Regions from separate parts of the Homo sapiens genome. Here region 2 is linked to region 1. The links are chromatin contacts, found by POLR2A ChIA-PET in ENCODE. All regions are on one chromosome and are shown on one strand. Each heading gives the region's core, a stretch centred on a gene start or an enhancer-like site at or near the end of the contact. The rest is flanking DNA. Distances are from core to core; before and after follow the strand shown. Region 1 overlaps MSRB3-AS1 (MSRB3 antisense RNA 1). Region 2 holds the start of MSRB3-AS1 (MSRB3 antisense RNA 1).

The links. ChIA-PET counts read pairs that join two places held with the same protein, here RNA polymerase II (POLR2A).
Region 2: POLR2A ChIA-PET joins it to region 1 with 11 read pairs in HEK293T. The contact joins the promoter of MSRB3-AS1 here to the enhancer-like site in region 1. POLR2A ChIA-PET finds 5 or more read pairs at or near these places in 2 of 52 experiments (AG04449 and HEK293T).

Annotation. Positions count from the first base shown.
Region 1 is chr12:65,506,665-65,514,367 of GRCh38, reverse strand. All of the region lies in intron 2 of MSRB3-AS1 (MSRB3 antisense RNA 1), which reads left to right. Among named protein-coding and RNA genes, the nearest start is that of LINC02454, 92 kb to the left of the region's middle. Within about 2 kb of position 3,672, at least 6 of the 41 ENCODE cell types and tissues checked have a DNase peak (open chromatin) inside an H3K27ac peak, as active enhancers do.
Region 2 is chr12:65,639,138-65,646,840 of GRCh38, reverse strand. It overlaps MSRB3-AS1 (MSRB3 antisense RNA 1), which reads left to right and starts at 4,469. Exons shown (of 4, transcript NR_120431.1): 1 at 4,469-4,802. It also overlaps the pseudogene PCNPP3.

The DNA.
Region 1 (7,703 bases), core at 2,423-4,922:
GAATAAGACAAATTCATGGAATGTTTTACTTTAGGGAGTTGGTCTGGGCATTAAGATATTGCAGCCCCTGCCTCAGACATGGGTTAGCTCCTCAACAGACATGACTTGTTATAATGTAGTATCTGTCACAGTGTGACTTGATTTGCCCCTGGGAAAGTGACTGGACTGTCACATCACACCCTACAAGTTAAAACTGCTCATGTTTCTTGGTTCTGACCCAGGGCCAGTGAAGCCTTCCTTTTCAGCAACGTCAAGATGGGAGTTTGAGGGATCGCTCTGTCCTTTCTCATGAATTCCCATGTCAGTTTCCTCAGGGGACAAAGCAAAGGCTTTGTATGAGTTGCTGTTTAGGTTCTAGTCCCTAAGCATGTCCCGCTCCTCATTTTTTCTTCCTGTTGGACTGCTGTGCAAGCCGTCTACTGTGAGCCTTATCAGATGATGCATCTCTGTTTTTAGTTCTGCAGAACAACTTGTCCTCCTCTCCAACAGCATCTGAGCATTCAAATCAGGGGGGCAAAAACGTATCTTTCCCATTTTTGTTTTGAGACATCAGGGACTTGCGTTCTTTAGTGAATTCTCCTGCATCTTGCATGACCAAGTCCTCACTGGTAAGCTCCACTTTCTGTTTTTCCTCAGGCCTCACAACTCCTGCTCCCTCTCCTGTAGTCAAAGGTTAATATCCAGTTCTCTGGGAAAGAAAAATGCCATCTTTCCCTGCTCACCACTCTGTGTTAAGTTTCTGAGCAGAGTTGGGCCAGATCCCATCCACAATAAGGGGAGATGGAGGAACCCTGTAATAGTTTGCTGGAATTGCCATAACAAAGTACAACCAACCAAGTGACCCAAACAACCGAAATTTATTTCACACAGTTCTGGAAGCTGGAAATCTGAGTTCAAGATGTTGGCAAGGTTGGTTCCTTCCGAAGGGAAGGATCTGTTCCAGGACTGTTTTTGGCTTATGGATGGACATCTTCTCTCTTCACACTCTCTTCCCTCTGTCTATGCCTCTGTGTCCAAATTCCTACTCCTCATAAGGACACTAGTCACACTGGATTAGAACCCACCCTAATGAGCCCTAAGCCCTTACTTTAACTTAATTACCTTTTTAAAGGCAATTACAAATACAGCCACAATGTGAGATACTAGGGGTTAAGATCTCAGCAGATGAATTTTTTGTAAGGGGATGGGAAGGGGTACAATCCATGCATAACAGATCCACACTAGACTCTTGAGGCTGGATCTGGGGCCAGGCTGAGTGAGCCCTGCTTTAGCAATGACCCCATCTCCGAAGCCTACAGTTCATGCCCCTACTGCTCTCCTGCTGCCACAGCAACTTCTTGCACCCACTTGCCTGTCCAGGAGTTGCCTTCCCACTGGGGAAAAGCTCATGACGCTTGTGCCTCTTTCAACTCTGAAAGGTGGATTATGTCTCAAATCCCTGGGATAATTACCGCTCCTTTACAGTCATTGGAGGAAGAAGTAAAAAAGGTGAGAAAAAGCCCATGAAAGGGCATGATGTCACATCTCTTCTGGGCTGTTCTTTCTTTTTTACTTACTCATTGGACTACACTGAAGACAGGGGGTGACAGCATGTGGCTTGTGCCTTTTGCCTGAGTTCAAATCCCCTTCTTAATGAAGCCGTCCCTGTCTATCTCCCACCCACACTCCCACCCTGGCAGAAAAATCCACTTTCTCCTCTGGATTCTTGCATTCCTTATACATGCATTTACTTGAACACTGACCATATCACTATGATGATTTATGTATCTGTCTATCAGTGTACACCTTGTCCGTGAGAAGAACAATCTCTGTGTCCCTGGCATCAAGCACCCATGACACATTTATCCAATGTTGAATGACTAAGAGTGAACAATGGTCCGTGTATCTAAGAAGGTGTTAGTACTAATACAGTACAGCCGTGGTAGAAAGCCCAGTCACTATGTGTGTAACTTCGGGTCCTCCAAGAAGCAGACACCAAGACAGGGATTTAGACACATAAGAGGTTTACTGAGGGAAGTGTATGTGGGAGAGAAAAGGTTGAAAGGAAGATGAGCAGAATACACAGGGAGAGGGAGGGGAGGACAGAAGGGGAACAAGGTAGGAGAAAGTCGCAGGCTGTAGCACAATTCCCAGGAGCTGCTGCCAGGCTGATGGGAAGTCTTTGAGCTAAAGTCGTTGCTGGAGGAGTCCTAGCTCTCAATGAATGAGCTTGTGTTGGCATCCATACCACGCTCCATCAATGGCCTGGAGCAGCCCACAGGAAGCATGGCCTTGGGTCAAGCAGAGTAACATGGTGAGAATGTGGATGTGAACTTAGAGTTTGGCATCTGGGGTAATCAGCCAGCTACTCTCCATCACTCTCCCTGAAGCAAGGGGTCTGAGTGTTACCAATTCATGGCAGCCACAGTACAGAATACTAATAATAGCAATAATTAATAATAATAATTAGCACTTACCAATATGATGCTACGTGTTTTCTATGTATGATCTCATCACCGCTCACAACAACACTAAGAGGTAACCCATTTGACAAATAAGGAAATGCAAGCATAAGGGTTTCTCCCTCCAGAGCTCTCTCCACTGAGCTGGCCAGAACCCAGTTGGCATCCATGTCACTCAGCTATCTGATGCCAGGAATAAACAGGGGATGGCAAATGCCTACTGTCAGCCTCAGCCTGCCGCCAGCAGCAACTCAGTGGCTCTGCTAGCCTCTGGACTCACACCACCCTTCCATGGCTCAGCGTAGGCCTGAGCCTGTGCCTACATCCTTGCGCACATTTTGTGCGGTCCTCAGAAATGTGCCTTCTGAGGTCCGCCGATAGGGAGAGTGTGCGCTGCTGCCTGCGCTAACAGGATTGAGCTTTATATGACAGGAAGACTAATATGGGCCCTGAGCCATGTGCTGCTGGAGAGGAGTGTGGATGCTCTTTGTTAAGCTCCTGGGGTCTGGAAGGAAGCAGCTATGCTCTTGTTTAATTCCATATGAGCAGCTTTTTTATTTTTACAAATAGTCCTCTTGCTGTTAGGGAGTGAGTGAGCGACATAAATCATCATCATGTATTTGGCAGCCAGGATTTCTTGGGCATGGTCCTCATTAAAGTCTTTAGTTGCAGGGTTCCTGGAGAACTTCCTTTGATATCTAAAAACATCAAACTGAAAAGGCCGTGGTTATGAGGAGGAGGAGGAGGAGGAGGAGGAGGAGGAAAGGGGGTGGAGAAGAGGGGGCGGAAGCTCACGAGGACCCCAGAATTGCTATTGGGAAACAGCAAGGCAAAACTAGGACTATTATTCACAGTTACAAAAAAAAAAAAAAATCAGGAGCAGGAGCAGCAGGAGCTATAAAACCACCCTGCTGAACAGAATCCAATATGCCGAGACAAAGAGAGAAAGCGGCACAGGCCAGGCGGGAAGGGTGGGTTCTTTAGGTGATTCACAAAAAAGGGAAAGTTCTCTGAGCCTTTCCCTCCCCAGACCTCAGCCCAGCAGGCCCTGGCCGTCAATGAACTAACCTTTTCCTAAGGCCTTGTCTCCCTGCTGGGCGGGAATCCAATCCCCGGGCAAAGGTCACTGAAAATACCATCACGCTGTTGGCAGTGGCTGTTCATTCACAAAATGAGCCCCTTTGTGATAAAAGCGGGGAGAGCAGACCCGAGGCTTGTGTGCATTCCAAGCCGATGGAGGAGAGCTGCCAACGCGCTCGTCAGTGGGAGCACATGCGGCTCACTTTACACGATTGATGTGGCCCTGCAGAACCATGTACATCGAATTCCTATAAATCAAATCGCATTTTAAATGCACCAGGGGAGCCGGCCATTTAAAGGAACCCTGCAGTGAATCCTTTTGAAAAGTGAAAAATCACTGCTGAATTGATCTATTTTGCCACGAAGTAACAAATATTTACTGAGTGCTTATAATGTACCATGCAAAGTACTAGGCGCGGTGAGCGTTTCTTAAAATGGAGTGTCCCTGAGCCAGGGAAGAGCCCTTGGAGAGGGTTGTTTTGGGTTTTGGTTAAACCAGGATGAGCTAAGTACAGAAGCAGGAGGAGAGACTCCAGCTGGAGCCATATCCTCATGTCACGGCTAAAGGATCCACCAGTTGGTCTCCCTCTGGATAACCAGGCGATATTTCTCATTCATGATGACAAGCAATGCTTAGTGTCTTTTTAAGATCCGAAGGAGGTTATGGCCAGAGGCCCAGGGAAAAGGCCAGGCCCTCCTACCAGGGCATACAACCTGAGTCAGTGTCTGAATCAATATCCACCAGTACTGGCAATCAACTCTTTCTGTGGTTCTTTCTAGGAAACTCACTGCCAAGCTTATTCTTTCTGGGCTCCTATATATTGTTTGGTATACATAGAAAGAGATTTGCATATAACTTGAGTTAATCATATCTGCAAGACATATATAAGTTGTAGCCTCTAACATTTGGGAAATGCATCGTGCTTGAAAACACCTTCAAAAGAGACCCTAAGATAATTGAGGCTGTGGAAAAACAAAACCAAACAAAAGCATTTTCCTGGAATGAACCTGGGCAGACTCAGGTATGAGACTGCCAGCATTGGAATCCCAGATCTATCATGTTATTATATGACCTCAAGTAAGTTATTTATCAGCTTCATATTTTAGTTTGCTTACCTGTAAGATGGGGATAAATAATAGAACCTACCTCAGAAAATATTTGTAAGGATTAAATCAAAAGTGATTTTACGTCTAAAGGCTTAGTACATGCTCAATAAATGTTCATTATCATGACTTTGTAGTTCATTTAAAAAGTAAAACCCTAGGCATACGCTGCATAGTTTTAGAAGTCTGACTGTTTGGTAGGAGCTGGTTGTCAATTGGATGAAGCATCATAAAGGAGGGACAATACGTGCACTAAAATGTTGCCATTGTTTGACTTTATATGTCTCCAAAGGAAAATGAACTCTGTGCAATCCAAGCAGTGTTTTTGCAGACACTATTTAGAGAAGCATCTTTGGCATTTAGAATGGAAAAGGGATCTTTTAAAAAGATCACCTGGTCTAAACTCTTAACTTCATAATGAGGAAAAACAAAACAAAACAAAAAAACCAGAAGTAAGAGATTTAGCCAGGGTATACATCTTGGCTAAAATAATAATAATAATAATGTCTATGACCTTCCAATCCAGGATGCTTCCTGGTTTTAAAAAGGGTTTTCTCCAAAGCTAGAATAAGATGCAATGTGCTTCATCAGATCACCTTTCTTTCCTTTGGTAAGTATCTAGGTTATGAGTAGAAACTGTCAACAATCCCTCTAGATACAATCGGTGGGCAGGGCAGGAAATAATATACTGTCTCCAGGAAGAGAGAGAAAATAGATAGGTAACAGGTTTCGTGATAGGGTTCTTGTTTTTAGGGGTGAAAGTTTGTTTCAAAGTTCTAAGGAGAACTTTGATGTTAACAGTCCTCATCTGACAAAATCGGTAAAGAATACAATGAGATGTTGGTGTTCCGCTGACACAGTGTTGGTGTTTCCCACACATGGAGGAAACTTGTCGCTGGACAAACGTAGATAACATTCAAGGCACCACCCCACCCAGCCAGGAATCAGAGCAGGACAACCGGCAACAGCACACCAGTTCTACTCACATGGACCATTACAGAGGGGGGATTGTTACTACTCAACCTGAACCTCTTACCATGAGCAGAGAAGATTTAGTGGCAATAAATCCACATTGGCCAAGCAATTGTGGATTTATCATGAACAGAAAGAATTTTTTTTTTTTTTTTTTTTACCTATAGCAACTCTGTAGGCTGCACATGCTCCCCAGATGCCGTCTTCTTAAATGTTCTTTATTAAAACAGAATGTACTGAGATAATGTCTCTTGGAAACCTCTCAGGCAAAGCACAGATCGCAGGGAATTCCCAGAGACCTTCCCTTGCATCTGGATTGAATCCACGATGCCTTGAGGAATCTCCCTTCCTCTCCAGGTCTTCTAAAACATGTCATCCCCAGCACTGAAGCAGAGACTTGAGCTCATTTATAACCAATGACAAGGTCATCTCTGGGCTGGGGCTCCCACCCGCATTTTCTTCCAGAGCATGCCTCCATCTGAAAGTCTTTCTCATCCAACGCCCCATGAGCTCCATTGGAAAAGTGTCCCAGCTACATTTAACTGTGCTTGAAAGTTAAAGTCACAGCATTCAAGGTACAGTCAGCCCACCACATTCACGTGTTCCCTATCTGCAGATTCAACCAATTGCAGATGGAAAATATTCATAAACAAAAAAAGCAAAACAATAAAAAATACAAATAAAAACAATATAACACAACAATTACTTTACATAGCATTCACGAGATGATTTAACGTATACTGGAGGATGTGCCTAGGTGATATGGAAATACTGCACCATTTTGTATCTGGGACTTGAACATCTACAGATTTTGGTATCTGCAGGGTGTCCTGGAACCAATCCTCTGCAGATACTGAGGGGCGACTGCATACACCAAATTGAACAATAGACAAAATGATGTCTCCAGTCAAAATAGAAAAAAACAAGGCTTGGACAACCCGGCCCCAGAGCCAGACAAAATCAGAATACAGATGCCAACATGAAGAGTTAGACTGGCAAAAAGTGCAATTCAAAAGTATAAGTGACAAAAATTCAAAGGCAGTTGGAAATGCTGCAGAAGGCAAGGAAGAAAGCAGTGCATCTTCCCTCGTGGGGGCACTAGGAGGTGACCAGCATAAGAGTTGAGACAGAGAAATAACTGAACTGAGTTTATCTCCCTCTGCAGAATAACCCATGTGGGAAGCTTGAAAAGTGAGAAAAGGCTGAGGAAAGCAGCTATGTATCGGATGGATGTGCTGTGTCAGGGAGACACTGTTGGAGAGTGAAAAATGTGGCTGTGAAATTCTTAGGGTTGATATTCAAAGAATGAAAATCATAGGCCAAGCTCCAGAGGGATATGTCTGACCTTGGTACTAGCAGGAAGCAGGAGAGCAAATCTTGCTGAGGTGCCCAGAGGAATCCTAACTTCCCGCAGAAGCATGAATGTCCATGGATTGAATGCCAGACTCTACATCCGAAGAAAACCAGACCCAGACCTACACTGGATGGCCACGTGGCACTTCTCTATGTTTTTGCCTTTGTCTCCACCCTGCCCTTTGGAAAGTCAAGGAGCGCAATGGCCAAGTGACCAGGGACTCGGTGCCTCCTTGCAGAAGACAGTGACCCAGTGGAGAAAAACAAATCATAAGGCTCTCAAATCCTAAGAAGGGGCTTTGATGTCAAACGGATGGATGCAATGCAGGGAGGAGATGAAAATGAGGAGAACATCTGGAAACATCAGTGGACCACAAGCTTTTGAAAAGTAAAGGTGGTGTCTTTCTCATTTTCATATACCTTTGCCTCTCCTGGCTTTCCTGCTTTGCGAGGAGCTGCTAAATCTAATGTCATGGAGGGACACTGTATATGGGTCTTGTCTAGGGTTGGAAGTTATTTTTGCATTTACCAGTCAGTGGCTTCAGGCAAGCCTGTTTGAATCTGTGTTTCAACTTTCTCATCTGCAAGGTAAAAAACCATGTCCACTGCACAGAGGTGTGGTGGGAATGATAAGTAAAGACTTTTATTTATAGTGTTGGCTCATTGCCTGGCACAGATAAAACTCGACATCCTCTTTCTCTTCATCATTGCCATCTTCCTCCTAGTTCTCCCTCAAGCCCATCATGGATATGT
Region 2 (7,703 bases), core at 3,220-5,719, 130 kb before region 1:
TATAAATACATAAAGTTATCCTGTTTATTTTGAAAGATATGTTTTATAAGAAGTTTATAAAAACAAAGGAGAAAGCTATAGAAATATTTCATCTATGTGAAATTTTAAACATATAATAAATGTATTTTCTGTTAAACACCAAGTAATAAACACCTTCTTTTCTACTGATGTTGTTCAATAAAGGTACTTGGGAGTTAAACTCTGTGTCTTTCTATAAATTGAAAATGTCTGTATTTTAAACTTTTAGTAAATATCATTTAGTGGAATATAAGATCCTCATTTTGAAATTGTTTTGTAGGTTTTTTTCTTTCTTTCTTTCTTTCTTTTTTTTATTATTGGACTGAATTAAGAAGTGGATACCAGGGAGGCCGTGGTGGGGAAAATGGCGGCCGAGAAGAGGGGAGAGAAGCAGCCTGAAAAGTCGCAGCGAGCTGGAGCTACCGGAGGACCTGAGGAAGAAGCAGAAAAACCTGTGAAAGCTAAAACTGTTTCTTCCAGTAATGGAGGGGAAAGTTCCAGTCGCAGCTCTGAGAAGCGATCAGTGAAGAAGCTGCAGACCTCCCAACAAAGCCTACAAAGATCTCCAACTTTGGATTTGCGTTAGGTAGACGACAAAGAAAGCGTCAGCCATATCCATCAAACTTGGATCAAGTAAGCCTAAAGAAACTGTTCCAACTCTTGGCTCCAAAAATTTTCAGTAGCAGCAGCTCTTAATGAAGATGAAGATGGATACACCAACATCAGCTGGACCGAACTCCTTCAATAAAGGAAAGCATGGGTTTTCTGATAACCAGAAACTATGGGGGCAAAATATAAAATCTCATCTTGGAAATGTCCATGACCAAGACAATTAAATGATGTTTTGAAATTGGGGTGTGGGATGGGTGTAAAGTTAAAAGGAACAGTTTCTCTTTTTAAAGAATGGTATAAGACTATCTTTGGAGCCGCTTTTTTTTTCTTTTTCATTTTTTTAAAAGATTGAGTGGTACACTAATAAATGAGAGTTTGAAATTAGAGGTAATTTATGTTTTGTCTACAGATTTCAAGACATTTGCTAATTTTGTAGTTTCATGTGATTAGTTTCCAAAGGTTACAGATAATAAATAAATCAGAAATGGTATCTTTTTAAGAATTGCATTTTTTTTTAGACACAACTATTAGCACATTAAGAGGGAAACAAAAAGTTATTGTTTGTTTAAAACTGCAAGCACTTACTCTCTTAACTCCCTTATTACCTAAACTTGTCTGGCTCCCAGGAACAGCCTTATAGAGAGGAGTATTGTATTGGGAGGAAAATGCTACTGAACTATTGACTGAAAGTAAATTTAGATAAAATTAAAATATAGCTTTTTTTCCTTATAGGCATTTGTTTTGTTTCAAATCATCATAAATTAGGTATTGCATTGCTGTCAGTGGATACAGACGCGTAGCTCTTAAAAGAATTTTTTAAAAATGTAAACTGTTGAATATTTGAAATAGCCCACTTCACCTTAATGGGTCTTGTCTATCTTCATTAGTCCTCAAAGAAAAACCATTTGCTACAAAAGTAAATCAGTATTTTCAATTTGCTTCTCTTGTTTTTTGTTTATTAGCTAGTTCCTGTAAGCATTTTCACCAGAACTTGACACAAATCATAAGGAGGCGGTTTTTTAAAATACAAGCCACCACCAAAAATTTAAATGTACATATTGCTTAAGTATTTGGCTGTTTTTATTTTTTACAAGGTATAAACACCAAAAAAAAATTTAACATTGTATGAAGATGGAAAACAAGAAGATGCACTTTCTGTAACTTTGTCTAAGGATTTAATATGAAATCCAATTTGAATTGAACTTAACTACTGGCTTTCTTACTAGTAAAATTATATGGTTTATTTTAAATGTATACATATTGACCAATGGCCTCTCAAAAAGCACATTTTAGATACTGAAATAGAAGGAAAGGAAATGCATCTTCAAACATTTTTTGGAATCTTACCACATATACCTTGTTAGATTTGTGTATTGTAGGGTGTTTGTTTTTGTATTTTTGTATTGTATATGAACTTTAAAAAAAAAGTAACAAGCACATCTTTAAAAGCATTGTCACAGACAAAAGAAACATACAGTATAAAAATTTCCTTGAAAACTCCTACAGTATTGTATTTGGAGGCAGCTTCAGACTGTTTTATTGGTGGTAACTGCTTGCTGAGCTCTTTTAATCGGTAATAACTCTAGAGAAGCAGCCTGTGTATATTCCTAACACTTTGTTCACTAGCATTTAAGTTTAGAATAGGCCCCTAGTAAAACAATGGAAATATATATAGAACTCTTAGTTCTTATATGATTTCATTATATCAAGATGCATGAATTTAACTTACTTTAATGAGGCAAACTATCCATTTTTGTCCATTTTCTTGTTAAAGCAACATAGCTCTCCTACATATTCTTTTCTTGACCCAAATGAAATATTAACCTAAGGTCAAGCTGGGAGAGAGAAACGACTGAGATGAATGTCTTTACCAAAATACCAATAAATTTGTCAAATTCAAACTCAAACTCAAAAAAAAAAAAAAAGGTGGATTCACATGGCAGGATCCAGGATCCAATCAGTTTGAGCTCTGGCATCACCCCATGGCAGGATCCAGTCAGGTCATGCTTCTGGCATCACCTCATTGCAAGATCCAGTCAGATCATGCCTCATTACCCTATGCTTATAAAACCTGACCCAGCCCTTTGCTCAGACAGACACTGCTTTGGGAACTATCTCTTGTGTTCTCCTTACTTGTTACAAGTAATAAAATTGTCTTGCAAAGAAAAAGAAAAAGAAAACTGTCTTCCTAGCCTGGATAAAATCTTTCTCTCTTCAAACTCTCTCCTCTGGCATGTGCTTAGGCTTTTAGGAATAAAACCCAGGAAGTCCTGTCTCAGACCTCCCATAAGACAAGGGAGCCCAGGGTCTTCTATCTGCTTGAATGCAGGCAGAGAAAATACAAAATATCTCAAAATGTTATCGTGTCACAAATGTTGTCTTGCTTTTGGACTCTTTAGTTCCTGGGTCTGGACCATGGTAAATCTGATTTCCACAACATGACATAGATGCAAAGTGCTTGTGGTAGTTTGAAATCCAGCTTACTATAATGTTGATTAAGAAACATGAGTCTCATCTCCACACAACTGTTAGAATGACTATTATCAAAAAGACGAATGATAATAAGTATTGGCAAGAGGTAGAGAAGGGGAACTCTTGCACACTTGTGGTAAGACTATTAATTAGTATGGCCATTATGAAAAACAGTATGAAGTTTCCTCAAAAAACTAAAAATAGAATTACCATATGATCCAGCAATCCCACTACTGGGTGTGTATCCAAATAAAATAAAATCAGTATGTCAAAGAGATATCTGCACTCCCATGTCCACTGCAGCATTATTCACAATAGCCAAGGCATGGAATCCATCTAAGTGCCCTTCAGTGGAAAAAATGGATAAAGTAAGTGTGGAATATATACACAATGGGACACTCTTCAGCCTTTAAAAAGAAGAAAATCCTGTTATTTGCACAACATGAGTAAACCTGGTGGACATTATGTTAAGTGAAATAGGCCAGGAACAGAAAGACAAATACTACATGATTTCACTTATATGTGAAAAAAGTTGATCTCATAGAAGTAAAGAGTAGAATGGTGGTTACCAGAGGCTGGATGGGGGCAGTTGGAATTGGGGAGATGTTCGTCAAAGGATATACAATTTCAGTTAGACAAGAGGAATAAGTTCAAGAGACCTATTGTACAACTTGGTGATAATAGTTAATAATAACGTATACTTGAAAATTGCTAAGACAGTAGATGTAAATGTAGTAGTAAAATGTTCTCACCATAAAAAATAAGTTTGTGAGGTCACGCATATGTTAATTAGCTTGATTTAGATATTACACAATGTATACATATTTTAAGACATCATGCTGTACACCATAATATATACAATTTTTATTTGTCAATTAAAACATTTTTTAAAAAACACATGAATCTCATGGTACATGGACTTGCATTAAAGATTGGGGTTCAAATTCTGCCCCTTACTACTTACCTAGCATGGTAAGTAACGATCTTGGTGTTTTGCCTTTTCTTTCCTTTGCCCCATCTCTCTACTGCTATTTAGTTGAGACCTCCATCATCTTTCACCAAGATCAACATAACAGTCTCCTAACTGGTCTCTCTGTCTCCAATCTTACCCTCTACAGTCTGTCATCAATCCTAATGATAAATGGAAATGTGGTCATCCAAAGTCCTCCATCAAAACCCTTCAGTGACTCCCCATTGGCCAGAGGGCAAAGTTGGAGCTTCAAAGCAATGATTCATAGTTAATTCAATGATCTTTGTAATCCTTTATGATCAGTTTCCTCTTTTCACTCAGTGGCAGATACTTGTAGTTGTCCTCAAATTTCATACTCTCATTTTTCTTTATTAATATAACCACACATTTTTAACTGAGCTCATTGATCATCATAACAGAGTCTATTGAAAGTCCTCAGCAGGCGGTGTGACGATGTGACCAGCTCTGGCCAAGGAGCTGTAGGCAGAAGTGTCTTGCAGCAGCTCCTGTAAATCTTAAAAGACAGCTGGTGCGTGTCTTTTTTCCTTTTTTTTTCCCTTCCCCCTTCCTGCTGCGCTGAATATGGATATGGTGAGTGAATCTAGAGCAGCCATTTGGAGGTATGAAGAGATCTTGGAAATAGAGGCCATGTGTGTTGAAACAAGACCGAACAACTCCAAGTTCCTGAAGACTTCATTTCACCAACCCAGAACCTCCTTGATCATCACAGGTGAACTTATTCCTAAAGCAAACACTCTCATTTTCCTTCCTTCTCTACTTTACAACCATGCTGAACTGCTTGTTATTCCTTGAACTGATCACACAGTTCCGTGCTTCTGTGCCTTACCTCTTGCTGCTCCTCCACCTTATGCTTTGTCTTTCTAGCAAATTCTTTCTTATTAAGATCTACCTTGATTGCGCCACCGCACTCCAGCCTGGGCGACAGACTGAGACTCCATCTCAAAAAAAAAAACAACAACAATCCTACCTCTAGGGTTTCCAGCTTTGAGAAGACTACTCACTCACAGCCAGGCAAATTTGGTGATTCTTTCCATTTTCCATCATTGTATCTAGTCCATCTGCCTAACCTAATACTGATCACATGCCTATGTTTTGTTTACCTATGTGTTCTACATAATAGATGGTGAACTTCTACAGGCCATGCTTATTTTTTTTTTCATCTCTACATTTCTATTGCCCAGAACAAAATTGGGTCCCAAAGAATAGGGTGGCACAAATGAACAATTGAATAAAATTCTCTGAGTTTCTATTATTTCCTCCTCTGTAAAATCGAGTCATAATAATTCCCATTCTAGAGATTTTTGAGAGTCACATGAGAAGAGAATGAGAAGGTTCTCTGTAAACGTAACACATTATCAAGAAAACCAAGGCATTGTGTGTTTATCCAAATTTCTGTTATCTGGTCAATAACCTTAGACAAATATGTTTTCTATAGAATCCAGAGTTACTGATCTGTTTTATATCTACACGAAATGGAAACAAAGGATGAATTGGAAACAGGACACACTTCTGATCTTAGGCATGTACAAATTAGTAATATAACCAAGAGTTCTTAAGGTCAATTTAATTTTTATTGCTAGGTACTTGAATATATTTGAGTGCAACTATTCTACAAACCCTTAGCTCCAGGTAACCTCTTCAGCCACTGGACAAACATAGCTCCATTTAATGTAGTTGTACTTAAAACAAAAGTGATATGTATCAAGCTGATTCCACTTGCCGAAATCACTTCTAGCTCGTAGAATAGGTGTAAGAGCCAAGGGCTCAAGACATTCACTTTTTCTTCAAGTCAGCTGCTTTAAGAGAACACAGGATGGTCAGAGCTGGAGCTAGAGAAGCGGCAGGGTGTGCTCTTGTTTCTGCTGTATTAACCTAAGCAGCCAGGGAACTCTGGACATCCTTTAGAGAAAGTGCGACCAATGGAGCAATAGGCCTGCTCAGAGCATGCTGACTTCTCTCTTGGGACTAATTCTCTCTTCTGTTCTACGCTCTACACCCTCATGAAGTCATCCACCAGAGCCATCATGTGCTTGCATCCTGCTGTGTTCCTTCAACCAACTGCTGACTCTAGATCCTTGCTTTAGTCCTTTAACACTTTCCAGCACCAAGATCTCATGCCTGGGAGTCTAAAAGCACCACCCCCGCTTTTTTCTTTTTTTTTTTTTAAATAGCAATCAATTTGCTCCCACCACTCCCAGGGAATCCAGTCTCATTTTTGCCTGCATTTTCCTGTCTGGGGGTGGTGATGGTGGTGAGAGGGTGGAGGATAGTTTTAATGTCACCTCTTACATTATGAATCAGTGACATAAGCTTTTAAAGCCAAAAGTATTCGTAAGATCTCCTTTTAAAACGATAGAGGATTTAACTACCTTCACTCTCCTATTTAAACTGATTTCAGAAGGAAATGTAGGGTTGAAAATGAAGTTTGGGCTCTTCTCCTCTGTATATTTGCAAATGCACAAAGCTGGGTCTGTTATGTCCTGTCTGAAAGGCTATCTATTTGTACAGCTTTATGCATCTCTTCACAGAACACCCATGAAGTCACAGCTCATATTTCTGCTTTAAATATTCGATCTTTTGGCTTTAAACACCCATAAGGGTTATTTGTCAAAACGGATCTTAAACCTCGCCCCACAGCTCTGCAGCAGATCTTTAAAGTCATGCTGTTGGGGTGGGAAGGAAAGGATGGGGGAGACGGGGAAAGTCAGCCATTCAGCAAGCATTTATGGAGTGCCAAGTACGTGCAGAGCATATGGTATCTAGTAATAGGTGCTGTGAGAGAGAGAAAAAAGACATGGAGTACATGTTCTTGCTCTCAAGATGGAGACAGAAACATGAGCCCTGTTAGTTCAGTCCTAGATCTAGACACTTTAACCTTGTTTTCTAAAGATGTTTGCATGAACAGCAAAAGCCAGCAACCTCAGGCATGTAAGAACATGTTAGCAGCAGTGGTGTATGTGTGTGTGTGTGTGTGTGTGTGTGTGTGTGTGTGTGTGTGTCAGAGAGAGCGAGAGAAAGCATATGTTGGTATAGGGATAGGATTAGGATGGGGGCGAAGAAGAAAGAGTCATGCTTTATATAGAAGGTCCTTTCTTGATGTGTTTTCTCAATCATCTTCTGACCCAAGATGCCTTCCCTTAGCTTTCTGAGACCGCAGTAGCGAGTTCCCATGGCCCTTTTTTATAGCAACGCACTTGTAAGGGAGGAGACCACCCTTCATATTGTCTTATGTCCAATTTCTGCCTCCAAAGAAAGAGAAGTAAAAACTAAAAGGCAGAAATGAAATCCACAAGCAGATAGCATGGCGCCACACCCTGGGCCCTGTAGTTAAAGATCGACCCCTGACCTAATCGGTTATGTTATCTATAGATTACATACATTGTATAGAAAAGCACTGTGAAAATCCGTGTCCTATTCTGTTCTGTTCTAATTACTGGTGCATGCAGCCCCCAGTCACGTACCTCCTGCTTGCTCAATCGATCACAACCCTCTCAAGTGGACCCCCTTAGAGTTGTGAGCCCTTAAAAGGGACAGGAATTGCTCACTTGGGGAGCTCGGCTCTTGAGACAGGAATCTTGACAGTGCTCCGGGACAAATAAACCGCTTCCTT